Regions from separate parts of the Homo sapiens genome. Here regions 1, 2 and 3 are each linked to region 4. Evidence: chromatin loops called from intact Hi-C (ENCODE). Cell type or tissue: mammary epithelial cell. All regions are shown on one strand. Links, peaks and the distances in the headings refer to the core of each region. The heading gives the core; the rest is flanking DNA. Region 1 overlaps PIK3C2G (phosphatidylinositol-4-phosphate 3-kinase catalytic subunit type 2 gamma). Region 2 overlaps PIK3C2G (phosphatidylinositol-4-phosphate 3-kinase catalytic subunit type 2 gamma). Region 3 overlaps PLCZ1 (phospholipase C zeta 1). Region 4 holds the start of PIK3C2G (phosphatidylinositol-4-phosphate 3-kinase catalytic subunit type 2 gamma).

Region 1 (8,339 bases), core at 1,714-6,713, 57 kb after region 4:
AACTTATCGGTAGTAATTAACAAATCACTAACATTTCAGACTCATGTAAATTAAGGTCTGTTTAAAAACTCTTGTAACTCTATTATTCTGATATAGGGCATACATACATGTCTGAGACTTTAACATTTCTATCACATTTAATCTTTTCAATAATTCTATAAGGTAAACACTATTAAAAATAAGGAAACGGAATCACAGGGAGGTATCAAGACTTTCCCAAGATTAAAATCATGAAACTGACGAGCAGAGAAGTACAGATTTGAGCACAGTCAGTGGGTCTTCAGAGCCCATGCATTCCTACCAACTTAAATGGGAAATATACTCAGAATTTGCAGTATATTCTCAAAGGTTTTGGATGTGTGTTTCAAGGTAATTGGTCAAAAATTCTAGCTTCATGCATCCACGTGTGTGTGTGTGTGTGTGTGTGTGTGTGTAATTTTTTTCCACAGCAATATCCATGTAGCTCAAAGTCTGGGGCATGATCGGTGATTAATAACTAACCATATTATATATGGTTATATATTATATTATGATGGTATATATTAGGTGCCAAGTGATGTTCTTAGTCCTTTAAATGAATTAATTGACAGTAACCCAAGAGCAAAGAAGTAATAAATACAACTATTTTTCTATCCTATAAAAATAAAAGAACTGAAAAGTTAAGAGATTATTTAAATCATCCAAAGTTGCACAGCTAGTAAATAAGGGTGATGAGATCAGAGCAAAACTATGTGGCTACAGATCACACTATATGGTAATGTCAGCAAGCGCAGTTACATAGTGTAGCTGACTCCGTCAATATTAAACTTAAGATTCTTCAAATTACCCTCAATGTTGAGAAAAAAAGGTGAGATAATCATATTGCTGTCATCACCGTTGTTGTCATGTCCAGGGACAAGCATATTGTTATCTCTGGGTGTATAATGTGTAGTTCTCATCAGAAATGCCAGTTTTTTAATATGCCATTTGAATCACAGTGGGAATTAAGTTACATAGTTCTTTTTGATGCTTCATGGTTCAACTTACAAGCTTATCCATCCTACAGTAAATATCACCAATTCTTGGATAATTCAGCAACTCATAGGCAAAGAGTATAAATGCCTTTTCTCATCCACAACTTTTGCTAATATTGATGCTGTTGTTTAAAATGGATAATACTTGAACCCGAGAGGCAGCGGTTGCAGTGAGCTGAGATCGCGCTACTGCACTCCAGCCTGGGTGACAGAGCGAGACTCTGTCTCAAAATAATAATAATAATAATAAAATAATGGATAATACACCTGATGGCAAATGTATTTGTATATTTGTATATCCTCCATTTATGCAATAAGTATTTGCTATGTAACTGCTGTGTATTAGGCCCTACACTAATGCGTAGAGTAGTGAGCAATAGCAATAAGATCTCAGCCCTCAGGGATTCAGGGGATGCAACTGACACTGATTTCCAATTAAAAAGCAGGGGTAACTTCCATGCAGAATATGAAAAAGGCATTCCGTATCCCCATCTCTCTAAGTCTTGATTCTTTTTTTTTTTTTTTTTTTTGAGACGGAGTCTCGCTCTGTTGCCCAGGCTGGAGTGCAGTGGCGTGATCTTGGCTCACTGCAACCTCCGCCTCCCGGGTTCAAGTGATTCTCCTGCCTCAGCCTCCTGAGTAGCTGGGATTGCAGGCACGTGCCACCATGCCTGGCTAATTTTTGTATTTTTAGTAGAGACGGGTTTCACCATGTTGGTTAGGCTGGTCTCAAACTCCTGACCTCGTGATCCACCTGCCTCAGCCCCACAAAGTGCTGGGATTACAGGCATGAGCCACTGTGCCTGGTCCAAGTCTTGATAGTTTCAGGATTTTTTTTTTCGCATTACATTTCAAAGGGGAAGATATTACATTTTATTAAAACTTTAAGGATTTACTTCCAGGAACTGGGATAAGTACTTTATACAGTATATACAATCTAGTAACAATTGATTAATTTAACAAATAAAACTTGTTACATGCCGTTCATAGTACTTGCCTTTTCTAAAATGTAGAGTTCACATCCTAGTTGAGAGACAGACAATAAACAAATATATATAATGAAGTCCTATGGAGATATGTACTCTGAAAGAAAATATGGCCAGCTCTAAAAGTTGAGAGAACCACCTAATGCAGATGGGTAAGAGGGGCTAGTGATAGTGCTTGTTTTTCTGTCTAAATCCTGGAGCACATAGGCCTAGCTCTGATCGTTAGAAACGAGGAATATTAAATTTGTTCATTTGGCCTTCTATAAAAAAGCAAAAATTCTGGTTTCATATTGCTGTATTTCAAATGTTCACTTTTAGGCAAATTGTTAAATCTCTGTTTAATTTCTTCATCAAAAAATGTGAATAATAACAGTTCTTACTTAATGTGGTTATTATGAGAACTCAACTGAGAAATATAAATGAAGAGCTTAAGTCAGTGCCTGCACTTAGTATGACTACCTAAGCAGTAGCTATTGACGTCATAAAATTGGATGTTTCACTGTGTGCTATTTTGGCCCTTTACAATTAAAAATTCTAAAACATTATTAACATTAATTTGCATTAAAACATTTAGAAATTTACTCACTGTGTTGGAAATATTGAGAGAGATGGACATTTGTGTGTTATGTCAAAACAGTATATACACTGCAGTATCATGACTTTTGTTGATATATCAACAATTTTAATATATCACAATTTTTCTTGTAAGCTTTCATACTCATAGAGCAGGATAAATTTTAGTCTTAATTGAAATTTCTATATGTAACAAGAAAGTAAAAGTAAACTGGTTTGGTTTTGAGGTAAGCTTTATAAAATTTTCTTTCTAAGATGTATATGATTTATTGATTAACTTAATATAACTGAAACAGTTTATCAACTTGTGTCTCATCTTCATTATCTGAATTGCCCTATTTTACATAAGTAACCCTTGATTTGTATATTTAATTTTATATATACATCATAAGAAGATAGCAAATGTTCTCTCAGTTTTATTTTTTATAATGGTGTCAAAATTCTCTGTGATTTTCAGGATTTCAGCTGTAAGTAAAACATTTATGAACAATTATAATCTTTCTAATAAAACTGTAAAATTGTCTTGATAGTATTTTTTTCACATAATACTAGGAATATGACTATCATCATTATATTAAATTTATTGATACCATTACCTCGCAGTAGATACTTTAGAGCTTTCTAATTGTGCAAAGCTCAATTCATCTTAGATAATATTTTTATTTTAAACTTGATAATATTATACTGAAATAGTATAATTTAATCCTCATTTCAAGAGAACAAGAAAGTTGTTCTAAAAAAAAAAAAAAGCAGGCCAGGAGCAGTGGCTTAGGCCTCTAATCCCAGCACTTTGGGAGGCCGAGGTGGGCAGATCACCTGAGGTCAGAAGTTTGAGACCAGCCTGGCCAACATAGTGAAACCCCATCTATACAAAAATAGCCAAACCTGGTGTTGTGTACCTATAATCCCAGCTACTCAGGATGCTGAGGCACAAGAATCGCTTGAACCCGGGAGGTGGAGGTTGTAGTGAGCCGAGATCACACCATGGCACTCCAGCCTGAGCGACAGAGCAAGACTCTGTCTCAAAAAAAAATAAATAAATAATAAAAAGCAGGTTGATGATCTTTAGAAATCATCCAAGGTTTCAAAATTTTAAAGCTGCTACCTTGATTAGCTATGAATAACTTAATATTTTTAAATTGGTTTCCCTTTTTGTCTATCTCAAATTTGGTCAAAAGTATGCCAACGTTGTAGAATCATAAAATCAAGATTTTCTTATAGCTCAGGGGAACATTCACGAACATTTACAGCAATAGATTTTTGTATGAGAAAAAAAAATTTTAACTTTTTCCTTTTTCCTTAAGGCCAAGGTATGGCCTCAGCTTTAAGGAAAAGTTAAGTGCACACTATCTTTCATGGACAATTACAGGAATTTTCCTCCAGCTTTTGTTTTTTTTCAAGATCTGTTAATAATTGTGACAAAAAAAGTTTCCAATACATGTATCTTACAAAGTTATTTTTCCTCCAGCCTATGAAGGTATTTAAATTAAAAAATTTTTCTAGCAAAAGGTACTATGACTAATACCGAAAATATTTCTGGAAACCAAATAAATTGGTTTTTAAATGAATATGATTATGCTTCATAGAAAGATGTAACTAAGTATATTCTTTATATTCTTGCTTTGGTTTTAACTTCTGAAAGAAGACAAGTGCCAAATATTACAGTTCAAATCTTACTTATTTTTACTGTTTTTCACTTTCCTATTTTCCCTCTTCTTTTACTGTACTTTTCATGACTACAGTTTAGCTTTCTCTGTCGCAGAAAAAAATTGTCTTGTCACCATCACACTTTTTATTTTAGCTGTCCCAGTGACTCTATATGTAAATTTCTAGAAAGTAAGACTCACATCTTCGTTTCTCAGTCATTCTACATAGTGTTTCTTTTTCACAGCATGTAGTCAAAATATTGTTTTATAACAGTGACCTTATTCTTTCCACCTAACTTAGCTTCCTTCTTCCTCTTCACAAAACAAACCAATATAAAAATTAATTTACCTTTGACATTGGGCCATATGAAGGTTTTCCTTCTGATGTTTTCTGTCCGAATTTCTAATAGTCAGTTTTAAAAATAGATTGTGTGTGTACTGACACACAAGATTACATACACCCTAGGCATTAAGGGACCCACTCAGATCTCAACCTTAATGCCACCGTGTGGTGAAATAGTGCAATTATGTTGAGACATACTGCATTCTCTGCATACTTGCAAAGGGTTTTCATGAATGCCCTGTTGCAGGAGAGCTGGTCAAGAAGTTAAGGTATGCGTGTGTGTGTGCGTGTGTGTGTGAGCACACACATATGGGCCATAGGCATGATATTTTAAGATAAGTAGTTCATGCTTATGTAGGAAGAAAACAAAATGCCAACTCCTAACATTTATACCTACCAGTAATTGTCATTAATTAGCATAATTTAGTGCTCATGGAATGGAAAACTCTCTTACACTGACATTTTGGCGGCAAGATGTGGTGAAGCTGAAAAATGAAGGAGTTGATTATGTGTCTGCCCGCCCATCTGGCAAAATGTCAGGCTTTACACTGCCATGGCACTCATGGCCTAAATGTGAAAACAAAATGTGCATGTATGTGGGAGAACTGGTGGCAAAAAATCTGCCTTCATACTTAGTAGAAGAATTTAATGTTTGACCTTGCTGATGCCACGATGTTTTTCAACTATCTTTCAGGTTTATTCTCAACAAAAGCCAAGCTTTCTGTTTTACTTTTGAAAAGGCTTATATAGTTAAGGAGAGCCTTTTAAGGTCTTTCAGACAGAATATAAAAGCGATGAATGAGGTTTATCAAAATAGGTGAATAAAATGACAGCAGGAAGTTACGGACCTATTTTTATCTGGTACTCATTCCTATTCACTCAATAAATATTAATATATTCTGCTGTCTACAGCATGAAGAGGACCACAGTCAGTTTTATCTGAATCAACTTCTAGAATTTATGCATATTTGGAAAGTATCCAGGTAAGATATTTTATATTTGTTCCAAGACTACTTTCTGATTGAGTTCTCAAATGTCAAATCTCAGTATTTTTCAGTTGATTGTAAAAACTGTCCATTCACTGGGACTGTGGAAGCTATTGTACTTTTAACAGGCAAATTCTGTTAATAATTATCCATTCTTCAAAGTTATTCAGACATATTTGAAGAGCTGCTAACACTTTCCAGAACATTCTAACATTCATTTAAAAAAATCTCTGCTGCTGGTTATTACATTTTCAAGGACTTGTTTTCCCGATTCATTTTGTGATTTTGGGTTTGCATATGTCACTTAAGCTCTTTGTAAAACAATTTTAATACTTCGAAGGTAACCATCTCCTACTTGTTTCTGAAACTCCCTGAAAATAAATGGTATATCATAAATACAGGAGTGTAAATTCAAATTGGAAAACTTGATTGACAACAAATGAACATATCCTACTTCATTCTTATATCTAAATGTATGCATGTATTATTTGGAAGAACAGACTTATTGCGTAGCTAAACTGGGAGTTTGGGTGTATCTGCAGTTAAGGTTGTTGTGAGCTGAACCAGTAGAAAATGTAGTGTGGGAGGTACAGGTCATAAATCTCTAAAGTAAAGGCTGATATAACATATCAGCTAAATTTACGATAGCAAAGACATGGGATCAACCCATATGCCCATCAGTGATTGACTGGATAAAGAAATGGCACATATACACCATGCAGCCATATAAAGGAATGAGATCATGTCTCTTGCGGGACAGAGATGGAGCTAGAAGCCATTATCCTCAACAAACTAACATAGAAACAGAAAACAAAATACCACACATTCTCACTTATAAGTGGGAGCTGAACAATGAGAACACATGGACACAGGGAGGGGAACAACACACACTGGGGCCCATCAGAGTTGGGGAGGGAGAGCATCAGGATAAATAGCTAATGCATGCAGGGCTCAATACCTAGGTGATGGGTTGATAGGTGCAGCAAACCACCATTGCGCACGTTTACCTATGTAACAAACCTGCACATCCTGCACACGTTTCCCAGAACTTAAAATAAAATAAAATTGGCCAAGTGCGGTGGCTCACGCTTGTAATCCCAGCACTTTAGGAGGCCTAGGCGGGCGGATCACAAGGTCAGGAGTTCAAGACCAGCCTGGCCAACACAGTGAAACCCATCTCTATTAAAAATACAAAAATTAGCCGGGCATGGTGGCATGTGCCTGTAGTCTCAGCTACTTGGGAGGCTGAGGCAGGAGAATCACTTGAACCCAGGATGTGGAGGTTGCAGTAAGCTGAGATCACGCCACTGTACTCCAGCTTGGGTAACAGAGTGAGACCTCATCTCAAAAAAAAAAATAATAATTAATTTAAAAATAATAATAAAATAAAATTAAGTTTAAAAATAAATAAAAATGTGAGCTAAAATTGTTTTTAGTGACTATGTTGGGTAATGATTTTGTGAAGTTATTATATATTTACATATATTATCTCATCTAATTCTTTCTAAAACTCTGTGATAGTATATATTATCCTGTTTCAAAACTAAAGAAACTGAAGTTCTGAGAGGCTAAATAATTCACCTAAGGCCATTCTAGTCATCAGTGGCAGGACTAAAATCAGGTCTGCCTGAAATTTACAAAGGACATTTTCTTTCATTAACTATTGTGTTTTTCCATTGCCCTTCTCTGCCACCCTTCCCCCTAAAAACATCCATCTTCACTCCATAAAATCATAGAATGGCTAGGACTAGAAAGGATTTTAGACATAATCTAATACAAATTTTCGTTTTATAGGTAATTACATGATTCCACTATAGATTTCTGTTGTATAACATACAAACAAGGTCTGTAGTTTCCTTTCTCCAAAATAAATCTACCCAGGGGTGGGGGGAACAGAGAGAAAGGGAGAGAAACACACATACACCTCAAATATGGGAAGTTTTTCAAAAAGCAGGATATCCTTGGGACACAAAGGACTTTGCTGGGTTGGTGGAGGGTTGTTGCACCTTTTAAGTCACTGCTACCTGGGGCACAGAGAGGCAAGCCAAGGCTGTGAGAAGAGAGTGAGAGAAGGAGGCTTTCATTCTGTTCTTGTCTTACCCCTGCCATTGCCTGCCCCCTAGCAGATATTTGATGGCCAGTGTGCAGTTGCAGGGGTCCAGAGGGTTAATTCAGGGCAAAGCAAAAGTTCTGCTGTAGCAAGGGTAGAGGAAACATGTCTGGGACAGCCTAGCTTCAGACTTTACTCCTCCATCCCTCCCTCCAATCCCAGGGCAGTGGATTACAGTCTGGGGTGATGCCATCTCCCAGTGCTATTTTGTCTGTGGTAAGGAAACTAAAAACAGAAGTTCAAACACTTGGCAACCATCACACAAATATTTAATCCCATAGCCATGACTAAAACCAAGTATCTAACTCTGAATCAGTGCTTATTCCACTTCCATTATGTTCTGACCCTTCACCCCTTATTTTTCTCAAAGGGTATCTAACACAGAGACATTCTCAGCTTCATAAAGGCCACTGTAGAACTTTACTTTTGGGGATACAATGCTTCCCTGCCTGCCCTCCTCAGAACACCGTATTGGATCACAGAGACATTCTCAGCCTCATAAAGGCCACTGTAGAACTTTACTTTTGGGGATACAATGCTTCCCTGCCTGCCCTCCTCAGAACACCGTATTGGATCATCAAAAAAATCAAGCACTGGATGGCAAGGGCTTTGATTTCAGCCCTTCTCTTTTATGACTCAACTTCCTCTTAGAAGTTGAGCAAATCACTCACCTTCACTACTT
Region 2 (8,339 bases), core at 2,054-7,053, 120 kb after region 4:
CCAAGACATAAAAATATGGTAAGGACACAAATATAACACATTCCACAACTTAGGTGTGAATAAATAATGCAACTCATGTATCACACTCTTCCTCATGAGTTCCCCCCCCCGTAACTAATGAGAAGAAATAAAGTTTCATCTATGATAAAGTATTAGTTCAGTAACTTTAAATAGTCCTTTTAGAAATATGCAGTCTCTTTTGGATAAAAAACCTAAGCAATACCATTCAGGACATAGGCATGGGCAAGGACTTCATGTCTAAAACACCAAAAGCAATGGCAACAAAAGCCAAAATTGACAAATGGGATCTAATTAAACTAAAGAGCTTCGGCACAGCAAAAGAAACTACCATCAGAGTGAACAGGCAACCTACAGAATGGGAGAAAATTTTTGCAATCTTCTCATCTGACAAAGGGCTAATATCCAGAATCTACAAAGAACTCAAATTTACAAGAAAAAAACAAACAACCCCATCAAAAAGTGGGCAAAGGATATGAACAGACACTTCTCAAAAGAAGGCATTTATGCAGCCAAAACACACATGAAAAAATGCTCATCATTGCTGGCCATCACAGAAATGCAAATCAAAACCACAATGAGATACCATCTCACACCAGTTAGAATGGCGATCATTAAAAAGGCAGGAAACAACAGGTGCTGGAGAGGAAGTGGAGAAATAGGAACACTTTTACACTGTTGGTGGGACTGTAAACTGGTTCAACCATTGTGGAAGACAGTATGGCGATTCCTCAAGGATCTAGAACTAGAAATACCATTTGATCCAGCCATCCCATTACTGGGTATATACCCAAAGGATTATAAATCATGATACTATAAAGACACATGCACATGTATGATTATTGCGGCACTATTCACAATAGCAAAGACTTGGAACCAACCCAAATGTCCATCAGTGATAGACTGGATTAAGAAAATGTGACACATATACACCATGGAATACTATGCAGCCATAAAAAAGGATGAGTTCATGTCCTTTGTAGGGACATGGATGAAGCTGGAAACCATCATTCTCAGCAAACTATCACAGGCACAAAAAACCAAACACCACATGTTCTCACTCATAGGTGGGAATTGAACAATGAGAACACTTGGACACAGGAAGGAGAACATCACACACTGGGGCCTGTCATGGGGTGGGGGGAGGGGGGAGGGATAGCATTAGCAGATATACCTAATGTAAATGACAAGTTAATGGGTGCAGCACACCAACATGGCACATGTATACATAAGTAACAAGCCTGCACGTTGTGCACAGGTACCTTAGAACTTAAAGTATAATTTAAAAAAATGCTGGGTCACTCAGATAAATTTCTCACACCCTGGCTCTCTTCCTAAGAGGGGAAAAGGATATATAAGAAAAGGAGAAAACAAAATCATAAAAGCAGATCCTTTGCCCTGGTGACTTCTGATATCCAAATGAAAGCCCCTTTTTAAGCTGACGGATGCTTGTTACAGCTGAAGTCTGCAGCTCATGACTGGGGCTCCCCCAGCTTGGCCAGGGTTTCCTGGCAAGCCCTGGGTGACTCAGGCTCTCACAGGCACCATAGACCCTCTTGAGGTTTGCCAACGACTCCCAGTTGGCCCCAGGTTGGATGGTCCTATCACATGCCCTTGTTACAGAAGCCCTTATCCCCACCAGGGAAACTCTGGAAACTCTCCCTCTCGAAAATCTTTAGATATTTCCAGATCCCATCTCACCTACAGAGAAACCAAAGAAGGCCCACAAAAGCTAAACTCACGAGTTCCTCCTGCCTGTTAATCACATGACGCCAAGTTTAATGGCCATGCCACAAGCAGTGCAGAACCTCTCAAGAGGTGATTTCCTTCCAGGATCTGAAACGGGGAGTGAGAAGAGGAGCGCCTCTGCCTTCAACATTATGTTTTGCTCACTGATCTCACACTTCTCCCCATCTGCTTGCCAAAGCAGAGGAGAGGCAAACTGGGACGCCTATGTCCGCCGTGCTTACTCAGGTCCTTCTTTCTCTGCCTTCTACTTCTCACCCTCCCAAATTCCCAGGAAGTGATGGGCTTTTCTGTCGTCATGTTCTCCTATCCAATATGGCACATCCTCCTCCCTCCTCACCTCTGTTGACTCTGTCCCATGCACAGAAACATTTTCTCTAAATGCTGTGGAGAACAATATGACCTCCAAGTTTGGCATTGGACATGTTTCTTCCTCCTCTTGCATTCTGCCTAACACTAATCCAAAACTTTTCTCAGGCAGATGGGGATTTGGCCATTTGGGGTGAAGCTCCTATGCTCTGACAGGCAAAGGGGAAAATTACAATAAAAATTTTCTAATCTTTACCTCTATTAAACTAATTCATACCTTACTAATACTGGACCCCTGATATTGTTATACCAAGACAGATTTTCTCTAGATAAGGGAGGGATGGAACAAAGAAACAAAGAAGACCCAAAATTCATCCTGCTACAAGAATATTCTTGAGTCATATAAAACATCTGCCTATATTTTAATAAAGCACATTATACTCCTCTAGGCAGATATGTGCTGACAATATCTTTAAATAGAGAAAATGATAAAAGAGGCAGTCTTCAGAAAGCTAAAGGTCTAAAGAAAGCTTTATTTGTTGAATTTTTTCCTCATGCTTTGCATAAGATCTGTTAAATGGCAAGATGGAATTGTATATTGCTTTTAGAAAAGCTCACTGGATGCATTAAAGTTCTTTATAAACTTAAATTTAATTTTGTTGACTTTCAGTTTTGCACTTTCAAGTTGGCATATTAAAATCCAACACTGTTTTCTGTGATCACTGGAACATTTTACTGATATTCTGACTCATATACCTAGCCAGGTACAACTTCTTTTTTAATTCACATAAGGATCTGTGGATTTGGATGTTACTGAAGCTGTTAAAACCATCCACAAACTCTTCCCTGTTTAAAGCCTTTCCTGTATGCACTCTCATTTACTATGGTAATTTACCACCGATTTTTAAACATTTAGAATATGAATAATCTTTCTATTTATGCATAAGGAAGCGTTTCCTCCGTGAAGCCCCACAACTATTTTTATTCTGCAGATCATATGCTATGCTAATTTAAATCTTTTTTTTTTTAATAAATTTAGAACTTGTATCTTTAAAGTTTCCCAGGGGATTTAGTCACTCCATGGAGCAAAATATGTTCTGAAGAGTTGACATCTTTATTGATTTAAGGCAGTTGTAACTCCAATAATATAAATCTGAAATTCTTAGTCCCACTTTATAATCACCATTGATGGCAATTAAAAATAAATGCTACCCATTAGAAACCACTGTGGGCAAATAATTTTCTCATGTGCAAAATAAATGTAGGCATTTATGAAAATAGCCAAGCATGTGGTATATTAGAAACGAACTGTTAATCAGTGTCTAGGCTGGTGGACTATCTCATTTCTTTTCTAGCAACTGAATAAAGCCCCTGTAAGAGCGGATTATGTTTATATTCCAAAAGAAAACATTTACAGATAATTATAACTTCCCTCATGAAGTGACTCCTGTCTGTGTGTGTGTGTGTTGTCTTTTGCAGAAAATCCATTCTCGGGTCTATGCTGTTCAGCATGACATTACAGAGTGAGCCTCCCGTAGAAATGATAACTCCAGGAGTGTGGGATGTAAGTCAGCCATCCCCGGTGACCCTGCAGGTAAGTGCCAGGCTAAAAGATTAAAGTACACATGGCAAGTATTGGTTGATACGTAGTTTGTTGTCAATTATAGAAACAATTTCTTCCAGGATCACACATTTTAATAGCCTTCTCTGCCTCCAGCCTTCTGGGATTTGTGAAACCTCTACTGCTTTTATGTACAGTACTCTCAAAGCACTTTTCTCCCAGCTTATATAATGGCAATTTCAAACCATTCTCCATCCTACAAGGTCATGTTGGAGAACTATGGAGTGTTGCCATTAGTATACTCATTATGGGCATTCATTTTCTTTCTATTGTCTAAAAACAGTCATTGGTATGTATTATTAACTTGGTATCCTACTCACACCTGCCTCTGCTTTGTGTCATATTTCTTTAAAATCTCTTCTGTTATATGTTTCTTAAAATGACTAGCAATTAACTGAGTAGTAGAAAAAAAACTGCAAAGTAATTATCCTTCTTTTTTTCTTAAAGTCTCTCTACTCTGTGTGATTAGTGATCATAAAAGAAAGGTGGTAAATGACTTCAGCCTTTGGTCCTTACTGCTGACAGCTCCTTATGGGTTCCTGATTGTAGTTTGTCAGGTTGGTTGGAAACGTGAGGCATGCACAGTCTCATACACGGAAATTCATGGAATATGAACTTTTCATCTCTATAGGAAAAATTAGAAAATGCTCTCTGGGCAGCACCCTCTAGAACAGAGTTTTTCAGCTTTACCAGTGTTGACATTCTGGACAAGAGAATGCTTTGTGGTGGGGGCTGCTCTGTGTATTTCAGGATGTTTAGCAACATCCCCGGCTTCTTTCCACTAGATGCCTGAGGCACTTTCTCATTCTGAAAATCAAAGAATGTCTCCAGATATTGTCAAATGTGATTTGAGAAAAGGATTTCCTCAGCTGACATCACTGCTCTAGAAGAAGTCAGTAGAGTCTCCAGGCTCTTAAGTTTCCAGGCTTGTGGTGAGGGGTTTGGGACATAGAGTTGAGAAAGATGCGCAGAAAAATATTTAACATGGAAAGGAAAAATTAATGCTACTAAAATATGGCATCACACTCTTGCAGAGGAAGATTCGACCACGTGACACCTAAAGGTCCACTTCTAATCTGTGGACATGTTAAAAAAGAATGCTTATTCAGATTAGATCTTGGCACAATATCATAGACACTCCACACACGATATCTTATCAATTAGCACTTGTTCTGTTTTAAAAGAACAAAAAGATAAATATATCCATGAATAAAGAGGAGAGACTCATCACAAACCCGGTAAACATATTCTACTAATGAAGAAAAATAGCAAAATGCCAGAGGTTCAATTCAATCACATTTGATTCATGTTTTACATATGACTACTATGCTCCAAACATTATGGTAAACACTCTTACAAAAATGAGCGAATATGTAATACTAAGCCAGGAATTCAAGGAATGCAAAATCCAGCTGGAGAGACAGACTTTCGCAACTCACTCTGATGTAATGTGACAGATACTATAGCCATTGTAGGGACACTAACACAGCGAGAATAGCAATGAATATTTCTGAGGGAAAGTAAAGAAATGTAAAAAGTCTGGGGACAGACACCCAGAGGACATGACATTTGAATGCCCTTTCTAGAATGAGTAAATTCTCACTAACGAGTTTAAGTGGGAAGGATTATCCAGTCATAAAGGAATGCACAATGCAAACACACAGATTCAGAAAAGAGTTGGCAGTTTCAAAATATGGCAAGTTAGTTAAGATTAAAGAATAAATTATGTGAGGAACAGTGGTAAAAAGTGGAAAATCTTTAGGGCACTAGATTGTGTACCAGGTTTGGACATGATTATCTGGGCAGTAAGTCATAAAAAGTAGTTCCAGCAATGTTGTAGAAAATGCCTTAAAAAAACAGGAAGATCGGATATGTGAACACTTGTTTTGGTTTGGGTTTGGGTGTTTTTTTTTTGAGACAGAGGCTCACTCTGTCACCGAGGCTGGAGTGTAATGGAATAAACATAGCTCACTGCAGCCTCCACCTTCTGGGGTCCAATGATCCTGTCATCTTAGCCTCCCAAGTAGCTGGAACCACAAGTGCATGCCACCTTGCCCTGTTATTTTTATTATTATTATTATTTTTTTTTTTTTTGTAGAGATGGGAGTCTCACTATGTTGCTCATGCTGGTCTTGAACTCCTGACCTCAAGCAATCCTCCTGCCCCAGCATCCCAACGAGCTGGGATTACAGGCGTGAGCCACTGCACCCAGCCTGGACATTTATTAGAAGAATATTTTAGTGATCTAAGTTAAGGATCATAGGGCCAAAAACTAAGAAAAAACAATTAAGTGGTAGATTTTAGAAACTTTTTTTAAACAGAAAGGGGTGCAACCATATGAAGGAAATATATAGGGAAACAGAGACAGAAACTTGAGTTCCTGAGTTCATAGCAATATCTTCAGTTTTAAGAATGAACACAGAGAAAAGATAGACAGTCTTCAACAGAGTAATATGAAGAACTCAGTTTGAGATACCTTGCATTTTATATAGGCCTGTGGGGTGTGTAAGTGTAGATATAAGTGATCTTTCTTTAAGAAGACAAATGTATTTTCTATCAAACTATTTCTTGACAGGTCCAAACCACCTTAGCTTAATGAAAATTTTCAAGTATGACCATTGTCAGAGTTTTGTGGATATAAATTCATGATTTTAAGGTTCTATGGGGCAGAGAAGAGTGATGGTGGTAGAAGAAGGAGAAGAAGGTCTATCAGATGAGACTATCCTTGATTCTTCTCAGATGAGGTAAATAGTTCCTTTATCAACATAGATTTTAGCAAGTGGAATTTGAAGGAAAACTTCAAATATTCAATAGTGGCACCGATTTCCACGTAAAGATCTGGATCCATAATAGAATTCATCTTAGAAATAAGTGGAAGAGGGGCATGTAAATCATTCCACAGTATGCGAAAGTTAAACCATCCCATTTTTACAAAATAATTTCAAATTGTATAGACACATGAAAAGCCTCTCAGCATGATTTTAATTGGTGATGCAATATATAAAATAAGAGTTATTAAGGTAGTAAAGGCAAAACCTTTAATAGTATCAGTTTAATTAAATAGTCAGCTAAATTTAGAGCAGAATCTTTCAACCTAAAGATTATGAGATGGTGAAATTACAACCAAGTTCTGCATCCAGTGTTTCGTTAGGGAGTTAGTATGAGTCTCGGGGAAAGACATCTGGCTGAGTTAGAAAATCTGGATTCTAGTCTTCCTTTTACAGAAAACTTTATGACCTTGAACAAGTCACCTAACCTATTTTATCCTCTGCATAATGAAAAGATTATACTAAGCCTACCTGACTTCACTTTTCCGATTGTCCTCATTAGATGGTGGTTACTGCCACACTGCAGCCACTCCAGTATGACAAGGGATGTAATATGACACAGATGTGATCACTTCCAGGCAATACTTTTTTCAGGTCCTATGGTTGATTGATGTGCCGACCGGAAGCAGTCGACAGAGTGAAATAGATTTTAGTTCAGAAGTGGAGGCAGATAATACATAAGTTACTGCTTGACTCACTTAGCCTGGGTCTCCTTCAACTTCCTGCCTCTCCCCGAATGCAATCTAGTGGAACAGCTCTGTCACATATTTAAGCACGAAATGCAGAGCTGTTTCATAGAATTCATGCGGTTCTTGTTCTAGTCTATGTTTCTTTATTATTATTATTATTTGGAGATGAATTCTCACTCTGTCGCCCAGGCTGGAGTGCAGTGGCGCGATCTCGGCTCACTGCAACCTCCTCCTCCCAGGCTCAAGCAATTCTCCTGCCTCAGCCTCCCAAGTAGCTGGGATTACAGGTGTGCGCCACCATGCCCAGCTAATTTTTGTATCTTAGTAGATACGGTTTCACCATGATGGCCAAGTTGGTTTCGAACTCCTGACCTCAGGTAATCCACCTATCTCGGACCCCCAAAGTGCTGGGATCTATGTTTCTCTACTTCCTCACCTCCCCGTTTGTATCTACAATCACTGTATTCTGGCTTGCCACCACTCTTAACTGTGGTTAGGTACCTGCTAGTTCCTAGGTGCCAAACCCAGTGATGGTTTTCAGTCCTCATCAGGCTAGCCCTCCCTCTGCTCTTCTTGGCACTGTCTGTCTCTTCCCCATAACTGAACTCCCTCCTCTTCTTCAAAGAGACTGAACTTTCTCCCTCCTCCTTCCACAGAACCAAACCCCCTCCTCCTCTGGCTTTGGTGTTACTGCCCTCGGTTATCTCCTTCCACTGCTCTCTGATCATCCTTTGTCTCCTTCCCAGGCTCTCACCAAAGACAATTCTCAAAGGTTCCAGTCTGCAGCCCGCTGCCGTGCACAGTGGACATATTCTCCCTGGATGCTCTCATTCATTTAGTTTCTTTTAAAAAACAGCTTTCTTGAGATGTAATTCACATACCATACTATCCTCCCATTTAAAGTGTGCGATTCAGTAGTTTTTAGTATTTTCACAGATATGTGCGACTATCACTGCAGTCAATTTCAGATCATTTCCATCACATCAAAAAAGAAATCCCATACCCCTTAGCTCTCACCTCCTATTCCCCCAATCCTAAGCAACCACTAATCTTCTTTCTATCTCTGTCAATTTGACTGTTTGGGGCATTTCATTTAAATGGAATCATACAATGTGTGATCTTATTTGT
Region 3 (8,339 bases), core at 1,753-6,752, 430 kb after region 4:
GTACTCTTCTTGAAGCACGAATTACTCTAAATCATAATTATTTTACTTATAGCATCATCTTTCACACTGAACTATAAACTATCTATAGAAGAGTTCGTTGGTCCATATATAAGAATTCATTTAATAAACAGATTTTAAGTCTTTTACTACTCAGCACAAGGCTTTTAGCATAGCAGAGGCTCAGTAATGTTTGATGAACCAAATTGAATTTCTGCAAGGATATTCCCATAAAATCCAAGGAGGTAATACAAATTCTAGAATCACAGTATTATAAGGGGTGCATTGAATAAATTAAGTTTCTAAGCATTTTGTGATGAAGATTCAAGTAGAGGATGGAGGGAACAAGAGATAGATTATTATAAGCTTCATGACATCAGCAGTTACTATCTCTGGACACAGCCGTAGCAATGTGCCTTCAACTCTAAAGGGTGTCAAATGAGGCAGGAAGTCATCATCAATATCCCTTCCCATTGATAACATAGGATAAGGCAATAAAATCTTTCCAAATCTTTTTCCATGACTTTCGCTCTAGAAGCCACACTGGAAGTATTCAGGGGAGTGCAAAGGAGGCAGACTATGGACATTGTTAGAAATTATTATCCAAGAAGAAAAAGAAAACTGTGCCTGCTACTCTGTCATTGCCATTTGATCTGGAGCATATTTCTAGACTCTGGAATGAAGTCCACTTTGCTTTGAGAATATCCCTTGAAGAAGATTCCAGACTCAAGAATCAGTTCCAATGTCTCCTTCAAGGTGATCCTGACCAGGGATCAATCCCAGGAACCTATCCTTTTCTAATTTCCTTAGTCATTTCAACCTCAGAGAAGAAATGGCAATGCCAGTACTATACTGTGTAAGATGTCATAGCATGCCAGAATGATGAAAATCTTACCAAAGTTATTTCCCTTAATTCTTCACTTCCCTTATGGCAAAAATGACTGAATTATCCAAAAATTCTATCAGTAGGCTTCTATGGCATCCTTAGCCTGATTCAGAAGCCATAGACTTTTAATCTAAAATAATTCAAATAATTCATTATAAAAATATATAATATGCTGTGTCAAAAATCACAAATTTTTGATTTAATACAAAGGCTAGAAGCTAAGTAGATTTGAGGCTGTTAAAATGCCTTCTTAATTCGGTGATATGAGAGAAAACATAAAAAAGAGGTAAATTTTTTTTAAGCAATAATTTTGAAGGTCAGGTACATTTCTGTATTCATAATCTGAAAATACAGCTAAACAACCTAATCATTATAAAAATGTTTTTGTTGCATATAACATTTTGCTAATTTTGGACATAATGGAAAACCCTTGTCTTATGAATAATAAATATGTACAAAAACTCTATCAACATATAATTTGTAAGCTTTCCAACAAGAAGTCTAATGGAAATTCAATAAGGTATATCAGGAGCTCACCATTTTTTTTAATTACACGAGTCTGCTGCTTCATTTGATCATTTGGAACACCAAAAACTTCTATAATTACTAATGAATCACCTTTGTTAGATGATGAATGAGTAAGAGGCAACTGGATACCACTGATGAGCTGCACAAATATATATGAATATAAGAATTTAGCAAGATATTAAGTTACATCACCATTTATTTCAAAATTAAGTTATGTATTACAAAAAGTTGATGGACTCTAAGTCAGCTCCCACAAACATTGAAAGTGGAATACAATACAAATTTTAAAATTTAAGTCTTTTATCCTCAGTTATCAGTAGATAAACACCAAGAATATGTACAAAATTATAGTGAAATCCACAATGTCCACAATTTTTGATTTATTAACATATTTTTGTTTTAAAATCATTTGTTATGATCACATTTCAGGGAATTCAGGTCGAGTTACTCTGATAACGTACTGTTTTTGAATTCATATATATATATATATATGCTGGAAAAAATTTAAAGCAATAGAAATATTACTTTTTAAAAAATGTACCATTTAACTCCCTGTGATAGCATTTTCTGAGTTTCACAAAATCAGTTATTTCATATGTATATTAGGGACTGGGTATCAAAAAAATCTTAACAAAGTAATTAATAATAATTGTATTTAAACTTGTATTTGCCAAGCTAATTGTTGAAGCAAAAATGTGTTATAATTTAAGGAACAAAATGAGCACACAACAAAACTATATTTGAAATGTACTGACTTAGGCTAAGAGATAGAAGATATAAGCCTAAAAACGCAGTTATAAAAATTGAGGCATAATTCCAATTTCTGAAGGTTACATAAGGAGAAACAAATATATAATTAAGTTTGATTATAAAGGAATAAAGAAAGGAAAAGAGGGAAGGAAGGAGGGAGAGAAGGAGTAGAAAAGAAAGGAAAAGAAAAAACACTAATGTGTGATTTTTCCTAATTCCACAGATTACGGCATTAGCTAGAAGCCAGTATGACTATGCAACTGTTTAGCAATCAGCATGGAATGGGCATCAGCATAATTAGACATCAAAGTAACTAGAAAGAACAATGGCCATAAACATATAGTACACTGGTCCCAATACCACTATAGACCCGCTAAATATCACTTTACAGGTAATAGACCCTTCCCAAAATGGAGTAGGTTCAGCTCGGTGTACCTCATTCCAGAAAGAAAAAAAAAATTATCTAATTTTGAAAAACATAATTGAATATGAAAACTGAATGAGAATTTAGGGCAAGCTTGTCCAACCTGCGGGCCACATGTGGCCCATGGTGGCTTTGAATGCGGCCCAACGCAAATTCATAAACTTTCTTAAAACATTATGAGATTCTTTTTGCATTTTTTAAAGCTCATCAGCTATCGTTAGTGTTAGTGTATTTTATGTGTGGCCCAAGATAATTCCTCTTCTTCCAACGTGGCCCAGGGAAGCCAAAATATTGGACACCCCTGGTTTAGGGAGCATTGATCAAATAATTTGTAAATAAATTAACAAATTTGTTTGTACAGGAGCCAATGCAGAGGAAGGGATATCAAACAATAAGCCCTCAGTGGTCAACTCTGTTGTTACCCATTGGCCTTACCCATAAGATTTTGGATTTAGAAAGCAGTCCTGTAGCTTTTATAAATTTGAAAATAACTGGCCTAGACCAAAACTCTCAGATTGCAGGTGACGAAGAGTAAAGCAGCAATGTCAAATGCCTTCATCAAGAACTTAAGAAAGCTTATAGTAAAACTTGGCTCTCTGATTCCCAAATCGTGCCTTCTACTATCTGAGCAAGTCATAAAGTAATCACAAAGCTCCCTAGAGTGATAGAGGCAACAGAGAAAGACCCACATGGCCATGGCAGCAGCTTCCTGGAGAATCATTAACTCTCCATGCCAGTTACACCTCAACAAGAGACTCCTCAGAATACAAACGTGGCACTTGTGAGCATTTGTGCACACTAGCTGCCTTCCACCTTCACTTTCTCAATAAAAGAGCACATATGTTCTCTTTACTATTCATAACAGGAAAAATAATGTATTTGTTCAATGAACCTAGATATATTGGGCATATACTTTGTGTAAGGCACAAATAAGGTGGAACAAAACACATCTGTTTTTTGTTTGTTTGTTTGTTTGTTTGTTTCTTTGAGACGAACTTTGGCTCTTGCTACCCAAGCTGGAGTGCAACGGTGCGACCTCGGCTCACTGCAACCTCTGCCTCCTGGATTCAAGCGATTCTTCTGCCTCAGCCTCCCAAGTAGCTGGGATTACAGTTGGATGCCACCATGCCCAGCTAAGTTTTTGTATGTTTAGTAGAAACAGGGTTTCACCATGTTAGCCAGGCTGGTCTTGAACTCTTGACCTCAGGTAATCTGCCCACCTCAGCCTCCCAAAGTGATGGGATTACAGATGTGAGCCTCCATACCCAGCCCACATCTCTTATCCTTAAAGAATCCTCAGACAAATGGAGAAGACAAGTTACAAGTAAATAAACAATTATAAAACCTTGTGATAAATGCCATAATATATGCATGCAGAGGGTGTTACGGAAAACAGCAAAGCTATGAAAAGAAGCACAGCTAACCTAGCCTAGGAAAATGCTTTCAAAAAGACATGATTCCTAAGTCTTGAAAACTGAGTCAAAATGAAATAGGCAGGTAAGGCTGAAAGAATGCTCTAGTCACAGGAAGAGCCTACGCAATTCGTGGAGGTGAGTCATGGTTAGAGAAGGATCCTAGTTCCACATGGTTGTAGAACAGGATGAAAGGCTAGAAGTGGTGAGAGATAGGGCTAGGCAAGTAGGGCAAGGCCTGACTAAGATAGTAGTCAAGAGACACAAATAAATATTACGTATGCATGATAATATTAGCACTGTAGCAAAATCTCTCCGGTCAACTTGTGGAGAATAGATATGGAGGACTGAGACAGGCTACCTGAAACCATCAGGAAGCCAAAGAAATAGACCTGATGACAGGTAGTAAATTCCTGATACAGGAGAGCAGCAAAATAGGTCAGATCAAGAGAATGGAGAAGGAAAATATTTAGGAATAGAATCAGCAGAATTTAACGTTGGTCTGGATGTGGGATGTGAAGGAGATGTGAAAGATTAGAATGGTTCCCAATTTTCTAGTCCGAGCAGAGTGGAAGAATGGGGCAATTTGTTGACATTTAAGTAAGAGCAGAAGTAGATTTGATTAGGAAGGGATGTTCAAGTTTTACTATTTTAAATTTGACAGAATGGTGATTAAGGAGGTAAGGATGCTCAGTGAGCTAAAATATGCCTTTAGATTCCCAAAATCATGTCCAATTAAAGACTTGAGCATTGTTGGTGGTGAAACTATGAATGTTTATGTAACAGAATCCAAGGAGAATAGTTTGAGACAAGGTTTAAGGAAAGACTTTAGTTAACATAAATATCTTAAGGGAAGGCAGAGAAAGAGGAAGCCACAAGTAAAAATGACAATCACTTGGAAGGTAGGGGGTAAAAGGAGAGTCCAGTCCCAGAGCATAGAAGAGCAATGTGTGTAGAAATGGAAGGGCTCTTCAAAGTGGCTGATTTGCCACTTCTTTTTACCAGATCAACTACAAAAAGATGTCAACATTATAATAGCATTGTAAAGTGAAGTCAGTAGTTAATTCTTTGCCAGACCTTGAAGGAGTACCAACAATCCAGTGTTGTAGGCAATTGCTGCCTATCCATTAAATGCTTCTACATCAGAGTCACAAACTCCTTAACAGACAATACAAAAGCCAGCTACATACTTCACAGGCACTGTTTCCTGCAATGGTCAGGATCATTCTAGTCCTGGTCATCTTTGCTATACTTTCCACATTAATTTCTGGAAAACAGCTCTCAATCCTCCCATTCTCAGCTGAGATAAAGTGGCTAGGTCCTGAAGTAGACGTGGAGTGTAGCTTCCCAAATCCTGTGGTATTACGATGGTGGAAAAAGGAGCTGAGCCAGGAAAAGTCGCAGGAGAAGCACATTCTGGAGGCCCCAGCATTTCTTGCACTCTAACAGCCAGGTAATGGGGAGCAGAGGAGCGCTCAGCAGCTGGCAGAGCTTCACTAAGTAATGACATTGCTGGCCAGGGACAGAAACATAAACACTACAAAATTCCAGGTAGGATCTGAGATGGTTTATACAGTTCTAGGAGTAACTAGTTAAATAGAAAGAGGGACCAATGAAACCATAGCCACTCTATTGATTTGCAAACAACAGGTACAGTTATAGCCTAAAATAGAACTGCTCATAAGTAAGTGGAGAGAAAAAGCAACTAGAGGTTTTTCAAAAGATTTAATGACATTTTAAAAAGAAAATAAGCATAGCACTTAGGTTATAGAGGAAAAAGAAAAACGTTTTGAAAAGTCTTTACTAATGGAAACAAATCTTAGACAACTGCTTTTATGCTCCATAAGGTTTTACAGGATGTGATAAAATAAAAGCTAAAATAATAAGACGAGAGTCTGGAGGAAAGGTGCTAGGTGGGATACAGACAGAAATAAAAAGGAAGCAATATGAGGTCAACCGCAATGGGGCAGGAGGACTAATTATGCAGGAGAAAAAAATCATTTCTACATTGAAATCAGTAAAGAACAAAATCAAATACAGACTTTGAATCATCAACATAAAGAAAAAATGTTAAAAGCTCTCCCAGGCCAAGGCAAGATGGGTCAAAGTCAGAGTGGTGGTCATGGTCCTGGAGGTGGCAAGAAGGATGACAAGCTCTAACAACTCAAGGACAAGAAAAAGAAATATGAACCTCCTGTACCAACTACAGTGGGGAAAAAGAAGAAGAAAACAAAGGGACCAGATGCTGCCAGCAAACTGCCACTGGTGACACCTCACACTCAGTGCCAGTTAAAATTACTGAAGTTAGAGAGAATTAAAGACTATCTTCTCATGGAGGAAGAATTCATTAGAAATCAGGAACAAATGAAACCATTAGAAGAAAAGCAAGAAGGGAAAAGATCAAAAGTGGATGATCTGAGGGGGACCCCAATGTCAGTAGGAATCTTGGAAGAGATCATTGATGACAATCATGCCATCGTGTCTACATCTGTGGGCTCAGAACACTACATCAGCATTCTTTCATTTGCAGACAAGGATCTTCTGGAACCTGGCTGCTCGGTCAGGCTCAACCACAAGGTGCATACCATGATAGGGGTGCTGATGGATGACATGGATCCCCTGGTCACAGTGATGAAGGTGGAAAAGGCCCCCCAAGAGACCTATGCAGATACTGGGGGGTTGGACAACCAAATTCGGGAAATTAAGGAATCTGTGGAGCTTCCTCTCACCCATCCTGAATATTATGAAGAGATGGGTATAAAGCCTCCAAGGGGGTCATTCTCTGTGGTCCACCTGGCACAGGTAAAACCTTGTTAGCCAAAGCAGTAGCAAACCAAACCTCAGCCACTTTCTTGAGAGTGGTTGGCTCTGAACTTATTCAGAAGTACCTAGGTGATGGGCCCAAACTCGGACGGGAATTGTTTCGAGTTGCTGAAGAACGTGCACCGTCCATTGTGTTTATTGATGAAATTGACGCCATTGGGACAAAAAGATATGACTCCAATTCTGGTGGTGAGAGAGAAATTCAGCGAACAACGTTGGAACTGCTGAACCAGTTGGATGGATTTGATTCTAGGGTAGATGTGAAAGCTATCATGGCCACAAACCAAATAGAAACTTTGGATCCAGCGCTTATCAGACCAGGCCGCATTGGCAGGAAGATTGAGTTCCCCCTGCCTGATGAAAAGACGAAGAAGCCCATCTTTCAGATTCACACAAGCAGGATGACGCTGGCTGATGATGTAACCCTGCACGACTTGATCATGGCTAAAGATGACCTCTCTGGTGCTGACATCAAGGCAGTCTGTACAGAAGCTGGTCTGATGGCCTTAAGAGAACGTAGAATGAAAGTAACAAATGAAGACTTCAAAAAATCTAAAGAAAATGTTCTTTATAAGAAACAGGAAGACACCCCTGAGGGGCTGTATCTCTAGTGAACTACGGCTGCCATCAGGAAAATGGTTGGGTGATTTCTCAGTCCCTGAAAGGGATGAGGCTGGGGGAGTTGCCCAGAGGAATCTCTGTTCCCATTGATTTTTATTAGCAAAACATCCTGTGTCTTTTGGAGTACGATGTGTAAGTGCCCACTGGGTGGCCTGTCTGTTGGTCACTGTGCAGCAGTCTGCTTCCCAATAAAGCGCGCTCTTTCACAAACAAACAAACAAAAAAGCTCTCCCAACATGCAGAGGAAAAGGGAATATGTTAAAGTTGACACAAATTAACAGACACTGAAGACAGATACTGGAGAAAGACATATGGATAATTTTTCTTTTTAAGTAATCAAATGATATTCACAGACATATGGGGGGAAGAATCCTGACCTACAAAAGCCTAATTGTGGAGACTGAGGAAAAGAAAAGGGCTCCTAAAATTTCCAGGTAAAATTCATCAAAGGCGAGAAAAAGTAACATGCCCACAAAGTAATTAGTGGGCTGAACTGAGACCTGTATCTCACAATATTAAATGCCTAAATACAATGAAATCATATAGTAGAACTTTGAGAGGAGAAGGTTTTAGCCTCAATATGTCAATTCACAGGCAGATAATCATTCATGTAAAATTACAACAGGAAGACATTTTTCAGATATAGAAGGATGCTGGAATACTACCCACATATAGTACCTGAAAAGATTAACAGAAATTTAAAAGAAATTGAAGCAAATCAGTGGAATTCAAAATACTAATGTACACTATCTAGTTTATATAATAACCAAAAAATGTAAAAGAAAATTTATTAATCTTACCCTTATTGTAAGTGTAATTGGCATACCCTCTTTTATGTTACTTGGGTTAAAGTATGATTTACTCTCTCTTAAGAAATGTGGTTTCAAAATATATCCAG
Region 4 (8,339 bases), core at 1,762-6,761:
ATACCATTTTTTTTTTGTAGTGAAAACACTTAAAATCTGTCTTACAAATTTTCAAGTATACAATACATTGCTTTAACCATAATGACTATGTTGCACAATGGACCTCTTGAACTTAGTTCTCCTGTCTACCTGAAATTTTGGTATCCTTTGACCAACATCTCCCCAGTCTCCCTCCCACAGCTTCTGGTGACCACCATTTTACTCTCTGCTCCTATTAATTTAACTTTTTTAGATTTCACACATGAGTAAGATTATGTAGTATTTCTTTTTCTATGTCTAGCTTATTTTACTCAAGATAATGCCCTCCGGATCATCCATGTTGGCGCAAATGTCAGGATTTCCTTTTTTTTTTTTTTAAGGGCGGGAGAGGATTCTATTATATATATGTACTCATTCTACTTATATAGCAGTAGATGAATCTCTCATCTATGTTGATTCTTTGATAATGAATATCGTCTTAAAATGATTGGTTCAAGTTTAGTACAAAATGTTGAGGCTCAGGTTGTATAAGACTTAGAAAAATCGATATAAATATTTTGTTTATGCTAGACATTAAATAGTATTTTTGGAATGTCTAAAAGCTCTATCTTTATAAAGAATTTCATATTCTATTGATTCATTTTTTCCCTCTTAAAGTGAATGAATAAGCAATTTACTTTTTAATAGAGCAGCAATGCAGTTAGCACTTAATTTCTAAATAACTTGATCAAAACATTTTCCTTTCTCTGGCAGTTTCCTATATTTGAAAGAGAAATATTCAAGTAGCTGCATTATTACCTGTATCTGCCTTCATTTGTTTTTCACCCAGGTAGTAACTAGGTTCGGGTCACTCTATTAGGCAACAGGGTGGGAAGTTGCTCTTGTAATCTTCATGATAGCAGAAATCTTGTCGGTCTTTTTCACCACATTATAACCTGTACTAGGTAGCTGCTAAGTACCCAGTAGATACTCTATCAGAACTTTTGACTTAAAAAGTGAGATCCTGCTTTAAAATGGGTATATACAAATAACATTAAAAAGAGAATGAGATGGAAAATGTGGAGCATGTATGAAATATGCAGGTAGCCAGCTTCGGGGTCTGGGTCACAACTCTTTATATTAAACTTTAAAGACAACTCTGCTAAGTTCTACCTACTGGCAGAGCGAGTGTTGAAAAATCTTTCCCAGGTTTCGAGCAAGACTACAGGCAGATGAGTAAGGACACTTGTAGAACTCATCTTGCAGTGTGTGTTCTGAAAATTGAGGAATTTTGAACAAAGAAATCACATTTGCTTTAGAGTGGGGGGAAATAAGCCTATTTAGAAAAAAATAGAAGGTTATATATAATTTGACATTGATTTCTTAATGTAACAAGCAAGAAAGTTTTAGAAGGCTGTTCACCATGGAACTTAAAATTTTGACTCTTACAATAAAATGCATAAACAAAATAACCTAATTAATGTTAACATAATAGACAGGAAATCAAATAAACTTGCACGTAAACATTGATTTTTAAATAAAATTTGCATTTCATTGTTGAAGCTTGATCATTCTGTCTTAAATACTTTGCCTAAAAAACGGAGTAGACTACTACCAGGTAAGACAGAAGGCTTTGTGTGTTTAAATTTTAGACATAGGACATAGCCATGAAAAAAGTAAATTTTAGAAGAAGCTTAATTGTTCTCTGGATTTTATTTTAATTAAAAGTGCTACTAAAATAGGTAAGCGTACATGTTAAGCAAGGAAAGATAAATTATTGAAGAACATATTTTCAAAGGAAACAAAGTACAAGGTACATTTTTGTACCCTTTCTTGTTAATGAATAATGACTATCAAACTGTTCTAACCTTAATCTTTGAGTTTTATCAAGATTAGATTGTTCCTTTTCAACCCAGTCCAGCTCTCATAAGTCCTCCTGAAAAATGTATGAGCCTACTTTAATGTGTGGTAAGAGATTTGTAGATCCAAAATGTTTCAATTTTTGAAGGGACTATTTTTCTTAAATAGTGGCTCATTTTAGGAATTAATTTAAAGAGATTTTTAAGGGTTTAGCATAAATGTATTTGGAAAAAATCACTACATGTAAAGTTATTTTTAAAGTCATCTATCTCCCCAGAGTTCCAAAGCTAAGAATTGCAGCTCAGGTTATTATTAAAATATAAAGGTATGATTGTTTTCCTGTGTGACATCACCCTCCACTTCTAGGTCAAGCTCCCATTTTTCTGTGACCTCTCACACCTTTGTAGCTTTAGAACAGAAGGGGTACAAGGGTCAGGGGATGGTGTTGTACAATTGTGAACCTTCAATACTATAAATATCTTTCCATGAGTAGCCCTGAAAGTGATATAATTCTCAACTTTCTCTTCTCTACCCTTCCATGTAAGAAATCATTCTTACAGAAAACTACTATAAATCTAAAAAGAAGAAAAAAGAAGAGAAAAAAACAGCAACAACAAAAGGATCCTACGACATATTTTGGAAACAAGAGTAATCCAATTTATTTTTATTTCCTAAAACTTTCTCCCAGTAAAGCAGGCCTACTTCTGGCAGATCCTATTTTACCTGGATTTAATTATATAATTTCTTGTGTTGTCTCAGAGTCTCCACACATTGTTCAATTTCAAGAGCAGTATACCAAAACAATAAACCACCCACATCTACTTGCTAATCTTATAAATATTGTTTTATTTTGCTGTTCCTTTTCAGATGTTATTAAAAATATTTAAATTGAAATTTACTATGCATCCTAAGGCTAAACTAAAAATTAATATCTTTCTAAATTAGAAAAAAATGAACTTATTAAATTCTAATTAAATAAAGAAAATACCTCGATAGGTGAAACTCACAGAATGGCTAGAATACCTTTTTCAAGGGCTCACCTCTGCTCCTGCAAATTGAGACCACTGGTTTCACCACATCCAACCACCTCCACGTTTAAATGCATAATAACCTTAGCTGTAATTTGAGGGGAAATATGCCCACCTTACACATTTTTAAAAAATATATTTTCGTTTGTATATTGCTGATCAGTATCTTTGGCCCGAATTCTGTTTAGCACAGAGAAGCTCATTTATGGTTGGGTTTTTGGCTTAAATCCTCTATTCATTATGTCAATGCAAACCTTTTTTCTTTTTTTTTCCATATAACCCTTCAGGGTTTGATGGAAAATAGATTTCCAAACACGCCCAACCTGCCAAACAGGAATAAAAGCTTCCAGTGGAAGCATCACGTTCCCTTGAAATAGAAGTGTTTTAGCTTGTGTGAGCGTATTTGACTCTTGAAAAGAAATGAGATCGTGTTTCATTTCAGGAAGATATATGCGTCAGGTAAGAAACTAAAACAAATAAACTTCCTATACTTAACTACATAGCATGATATTTCGACTCAAATATATTATTGAGGCAAAATAGCTCTTTAATTATACTGTGATACAAAAATGGTAGATGAATTTAAAATCAGAGTGAGTTTGTGCCATATTTTGAAACAGAGATATCCAGCTTGTAAATATTCCCCAAAATCTACAACCAGAAGATAGATCTTTCCTGAATAAACTTATTCTTTCTCTCTTTCCCCCCTCCCTCTGCCTCTTTCTTTCTCTCTCTCTCCAGCTAGCTGACACCACAGATTGCATTTGATAACATACCATTTCATCAGAGCCTTGAGCTAATTATTTCATTCATGTCTACTGGTAGATTTTTCTTAGTGTACACTTTTAGTGTCTTGAATCTCGTGCCACTAGCTTGTAGACGGCATCCCCATGATGGCTCCCAGAGGAAATTCTTGTTAAATGGAAGGTGGAATTTCTTAACATATGGGATCCAAACTAGAAGCAACTCCTGCTAGGGAGAAGCTCTGTTCTATTTCCATTTCCTCCCTCTGTGCTGCGGTCCGTCTCTGCTGTTTGCCTACCTCTTTATTCGTAGCTCACTGAGGCCAATGTGAACCTATTGTGTGTCCCAGTTGCCCCCTTATGTTCTTGTCTGATGAACAATTCTATTTCTGAAGCTTAGGATTAAAGTTAGAGATAAGATATACCCCATTCTTTCAAACTAATCATAATATATAACTTGTACATAGTGATCTCCTTTTTAAATGCATTAGCTAATGTAATTATTGCATCTTAGGAAACAGACTCAGAGAGCGAGGTTAAAGAACACATACCCCTCATGTCATTAATAATGTTATTAAGAGCTTGGATTTTAATCAAGGTTTTCTTATTCCAACTCAAGGGCTCTTTCCATGACATGTTATTTATTCTCCACGCATGTCTATCTGCCATCTGAACCAGATAAAAAGCAAGTTTGTGAATTGAGCATAAGAAAATAGTGAGCATAAGAAAATAGCTAACCATGAGTGAGCTGACAAAAAAAAAAAAAAAGACAACTTCTACCTCCTATAGAAAAGGTTCATAGTAGGTGAGTCTTCACTGATTCATTAAATAAGCAAGATCCTGTGATGCCATTGTGAACCCCAAGGCTATGATTTCACTTTTTCTTCTGCCTGAGCTGGAATCATTTTGGTCGTGAGGAAGCCCTCTTCAAGTAAGCAAAACATGGTACAATTCTCTCAGAGCTTAGGAAGAAAACGTGATGAAGTAATCATTTCCAATCTAGAAAAGCATTGTATTGTATTTCTAACTAAATTCTTGCTATTTTCCAAATGTATGATCTGATGAAATGTTATACAGATAATCATAGCAAAATATGATTAAATTGTTTAGGCATAAATCCATTTTAACTGTTATCAGTTCTTAGCAATAGACCTTTTATGACAAAACTCTTGCATTTTAAATTATTATGATTTATTTTTCTGTTGGCTGAAATATTTTCAAGAGTTTTTCAGCTATAAAATAAGAGTGATGTGTATCTTTGAATTTCTTATGCAAAAATATGTATTTTTCTTGGCAACCTTATTTTTTATCTCAAAGTTTTTCTAATTTTATTGTGGTTTTTCACTGTGCAAGTTATTTAAAAATGTTTTTTAAGTTTAAAAACATGAGTTCTGTAAGTTATCTTATTTTTACTGATTTTGACTACATTGGGGACAGAGAAAACAGTCTGTACAATACTGACTTTGAATTATATTAAAATTAGCCAAATATATGATCATTTCTCATAAGCCATCTTGTCCTTATAAAGGTATAAATTCCAATACTGGATACAGTATCTTATATATGTTCATTGAATTAAGCTTGTTAATTGTATATTTTTGACTGATCACTCTACAAATGATGTGAGATTACTATTACTTCCATTATAAATGTGGCTATATCAGTTTCTCCTTGTAGCAGTATAAACTGTTGCCATTTAAATTTCAAATGAATTATTTTTAAGTATAAATCTGTGATATGCACCTGGTGAATTGACTCTTTACCTTATAAAGTGTTATTCTTTACCTCCTGAATTACTTTTTCCAATAGGTTCGTTTTGTCTTTTCAATGTAATGACATCAGTTTTTTGTTGTTGTCGATATTATTACAAATTGCCTGTGATACCTTTTTCGTCTTTTAAATTTTAAGCAATACTTATCCTTTAAATTCTGGTATATCTGTAACAAATCTCATTTAGCTTTTTTTCTTAATAAAATGTAACAATCTATAGATTTTATATGACATAACCAGACAATTCACATTTATGTGTTTCTGATATATACCTTTTCATTTCTTCATCTTAGAGAACATTTATATTTGTGCTTCAGCTGAAGATAGGACAAGGCAATTGTTTGTCTCCAGCTGATTGAAATCAGTGCCACCCTTTTCTCATCTTCTCACTTACGGAACTTCTCCCAACTTGATTGATGTTTGTTGTTTTTGTTGTTGTTTTCATTCTTTGCTTCCTACCGGTAGAAAATATACCCTCTATTATCTGAATATACATGTATTATCTAAAAATTTAACATGTATTCTTCAAAAATCAAAATTTATATCTGTACTTTCTCAATAGAAAATGTTTTTTAAGTTGGATTGCTCAACCCCAACTTACATAGTATTATAGTCTAGTATTTCATTATATCTTACTTATTTTGCTTTCCAGATTAGAAATTGTTATTATTGTTTATATAGTCAACGTTAGTCCAGAATTATCCACGTATTTACTATCATGTTCACTCACCTCCCCTTCTGGTATTTTTCAGACCTTCCCTGGGATAATTTTCCTTCTACTCTTAAGCACATTCTTTAAAAATTTCCATTAATGGTAATGTCCTAGAGATAAACAGGTTATGAGAACACATTTTTACTTTGTTCTGCTTTTCAAAATGCTGTTTTGTTGAGTATTGGCTTATATTCTTCATATTTCCACCTCCCGCTGAGATCACGTTGGCTTCCTCCTTTGTTGTGATATTTTTTGCTTAGGTTCCATTATGATTACTTTCTTGGTATTGTGCATCTTTGAATAGGAGTAATTTTTTTTTTTCTGGAGACAGCTACTTTTTGGAATATTGTATGTGAGAACAAAAGAAGAAAATCAGCTGTGTGAGCAGACAGGCTGAATTCTGATCTATTTTTCTGAATACTTTCTCATCAACACTCAACCTTTTGAGAAAACTCTCTCTGGGCGTGGGGAGAAAAACCATCTACCTGGCTCACAGTGCATAGTGTCTTCTGTAGATTGAGATCAGCATCACCACTCTTTTCTCCTCTGTCTTACCAGACTAATAACCCACTGTAGAAGCCTGCATGGGGCATCTGAACATTTGCTCACTCAGCAAGCCTTTTCCTCAATGATTTTGAGAATTCTCTTTCTTAGAGTCTTCATGATAACATTCTCTTCTCATAGTACTGAAATAATTTTATAAGCATCAGCTTGATTATTTCATGGTTGTGTGTGTTTCTATATTTTTGTGTATACATGTGCGTGGCTATTTATTCAAACTCCAAGGAGAAAAACCTTCTCCAGAATAATTAGTGGCAAATTTTTCTTTAATCTGTACTTCTGCCACTTGGGCTCTGGTTAAATCCCCTTCTCAAATATGTCCTTGATACTTGGTTTCTGATGTGAGAAAATTATTTTTCACATTTTAGGTATGTTCATTTATGCTTCATCATTTAAGGAATCATGAATAAATACAAAATTAAATGCAAAACAAATGTTTTTGTATGATTTATTGATAAACAAAAGGATTCAATCTTTAGCAGATGGAAAAGCTAAATATATATAGTATAAATGTAAAGTTAATATTAGTTAATAAATTGAGCTGGTTATAAAATTCCAGAAGCCTCCATTAATTCATCTTAAAACACACACTTTTACCTGATTCATAAATGCCTATATCTATTATAACTTATGTAAAAATTTCAATAAAATGGTCTTGATGCTTTTAGCCTACAGTTTTCTGTTACTAATATTGCCTCTCTTGCTTCATTTTGCATGTCTCTGTGTGTGTGTCTGTGTAGGTGTGTATGTTTGAGTAATATATTTGGTAATACTTTTAACTTTGCTTTAATTTTTTTATGTGTTTCTGTTACAAAAACTATGCAATAGGCTGGGCGTGGTGGCTCAAGCCTGTAATCCCAGCACTTTGGGAGGCTGAGGTGGGCAGATCACCTGAGGTCAGGAGTTTGAGACCAGCCTGGCCAACATGATGAAACCTCATCTCTACTAAAAATATAAAAATTAGGCAGGCATGGTGGCAGGCGCCTGTAATCCCAGCTACTCAGGAGGCTGAGGCAGAAGAATCGCTTGAACCCGGGAGGCAGAGGTTGCAGTGAGCCGAGATCGTGCCATTGCACTCCAGCCTGGGGAACAAGAGCGAGACTTCATCTAAAAAAAAAAAAAAAAAAAAAAAAAAAACACTACGCAATAGAAAATTTATATTTGCATAATGTTCTTAATCCTATTAACTGCTTATATTTATCATCATTAGATGTCAGTGATCCTACAGGGCCCATTCTGTTTGCTATTCTTAAAACATACTTTTAATTTCCTATATTCCTGCTGAATATAATGTAAATGTTATCACATTTTGATTCCTCTAGTGTTTTGGAAAATACGGATGGTATTTTTCTCCAACTAATAGTTCTATAATACTTAATAACTCTATATATACAAACAAATATATATGAACTTTTAAAAAAGCATTGATAGAAACAAAACAGCATATTTTATCCCCTTTCCTCTTGTAAGACAGAACACTTAACATGCCTTTCAGTTTTAGTTGAAATATAATCTAAGACTCCACCTTGCTCATTAATACGGAGTAAATTTTGAAATTATTAAAATATATTTGCAATCATTATTTAGACCTAGTCAATGTTAACTGGTTTTTAAAGAGTTACTATTAGTTCCCTATTATTGAGTTCTTATTTTGATTAAAATTTTGTGGCCGGATGCATGTTACTCATTAGAAGTGCACAAAGGTTT

Evidence for each region. Peaks named below come from ENCODE experiments on the same cell type or tissue, not always from the same donor. Only the 100,000 strongest peaks of a DNase experiment are listed, where the experiment ranks them.
Region 1: a loop joins it to region 4, with 7 times the contacts of the local background. A loop is called at or near these places in 23 of 110 quality-filtered maps.
Region 2: it touches region 4 in a loop (2.9-fold over the local background); 2 of 110 quality-filtered maps call a loop at or near these places.
Region 3: a loop joins it to region 4, with 5 times the contacts of the local background. A loop is called at or near these places in 3 of 110 quality-filtered maps.

Annotation. Positions count from the first base shown.
Region 1 is chr12:18,315,489-18,323,827 of GRCh38, forward strand. It overlaps PIK3C2G (phosphatidylinositol-4-phosphate 3-kinase catalytic subunit type 2 gamma), which reads left to right. Exons shown (of 33, transcript NM_001288772.2): 7 at 5,474-5,544. Among named protein-coding and RNA genes, the nearest start is that of PIK3C2G, 58 kb to the left of the region's middle. RefSeq lists a silencer at 4,547-4,841. In mammary epithelial cell, for the core only: a CTCF peak has its summit at 4,735; a DNase peak (open chromatin) is centred at 4,743; H3K27ac peaks cover 368 bases.
Region 2 is chr12:18,378,214-18,386,552 of GRCh38, forward strand. PIK3C2G (phosphatidylinositol-4-phosphate 3-kinase catalytic subunit type 2 gamma) reads left to right here. Exons shown (of 33, transcript NM_001288772.2): 14 at 3,553-3,667. Among named protein-coding and RNA genes, the nearest start is that of PIK3C2G, 120 kb to the left of the region's middle. In mammary epithelial cell, for the core only: no CTCF peak of the experiment used is centred there; a DNase peak (open chromatin) is centred at 5,118.
Region 3 is chr12:18,686,669-18,695,007 of GRCh38, forward strand. PLCZ1 (phospholipase C zeta 1) reads right to left here. Exons shown (of 15, transcript NM_033123.4): 12 at 8,242-8,339; 13 at 1,421-1,550. It also overlaps a transcript of PIK3C2G not described here and the pseudogene PSMC1P9. Among named protein-coding and RNA genes, the nearest start is that of PLCZ1, 47 kb to the right of the region's middle. RefSeq lists an enhancer at 3,561-4,760. In mammary epithelial cell, for the core only: no CTCF peak of the experiment used is centred there; a DNase peak (open chromatin) is centred at 4,163; H3K27ac peaks cover 2,298 bases.
Region 4 is chr12:18,258,273-18,266,611 of GRCh38, forward strand. It overlaps PIK3C2G (phosphatidylinositol-4-phosphate 3-kinase catalytic subunit type 2 gamma), which reads left to right and starts at 3,246. Exons shown (of 33, transcript NM_001288772.2): 1 at 3,246-3,305. In mammary epithelial cell, for the core only: no CTCF peak of the experiment used is centred there; DNase peaks (open chromatin) are centred at 3,169, 3,879, 4,449 and 6,599; H3K4me3 peaks cover 3,974 bases; H3K27ac peaks cover 5,000 bases.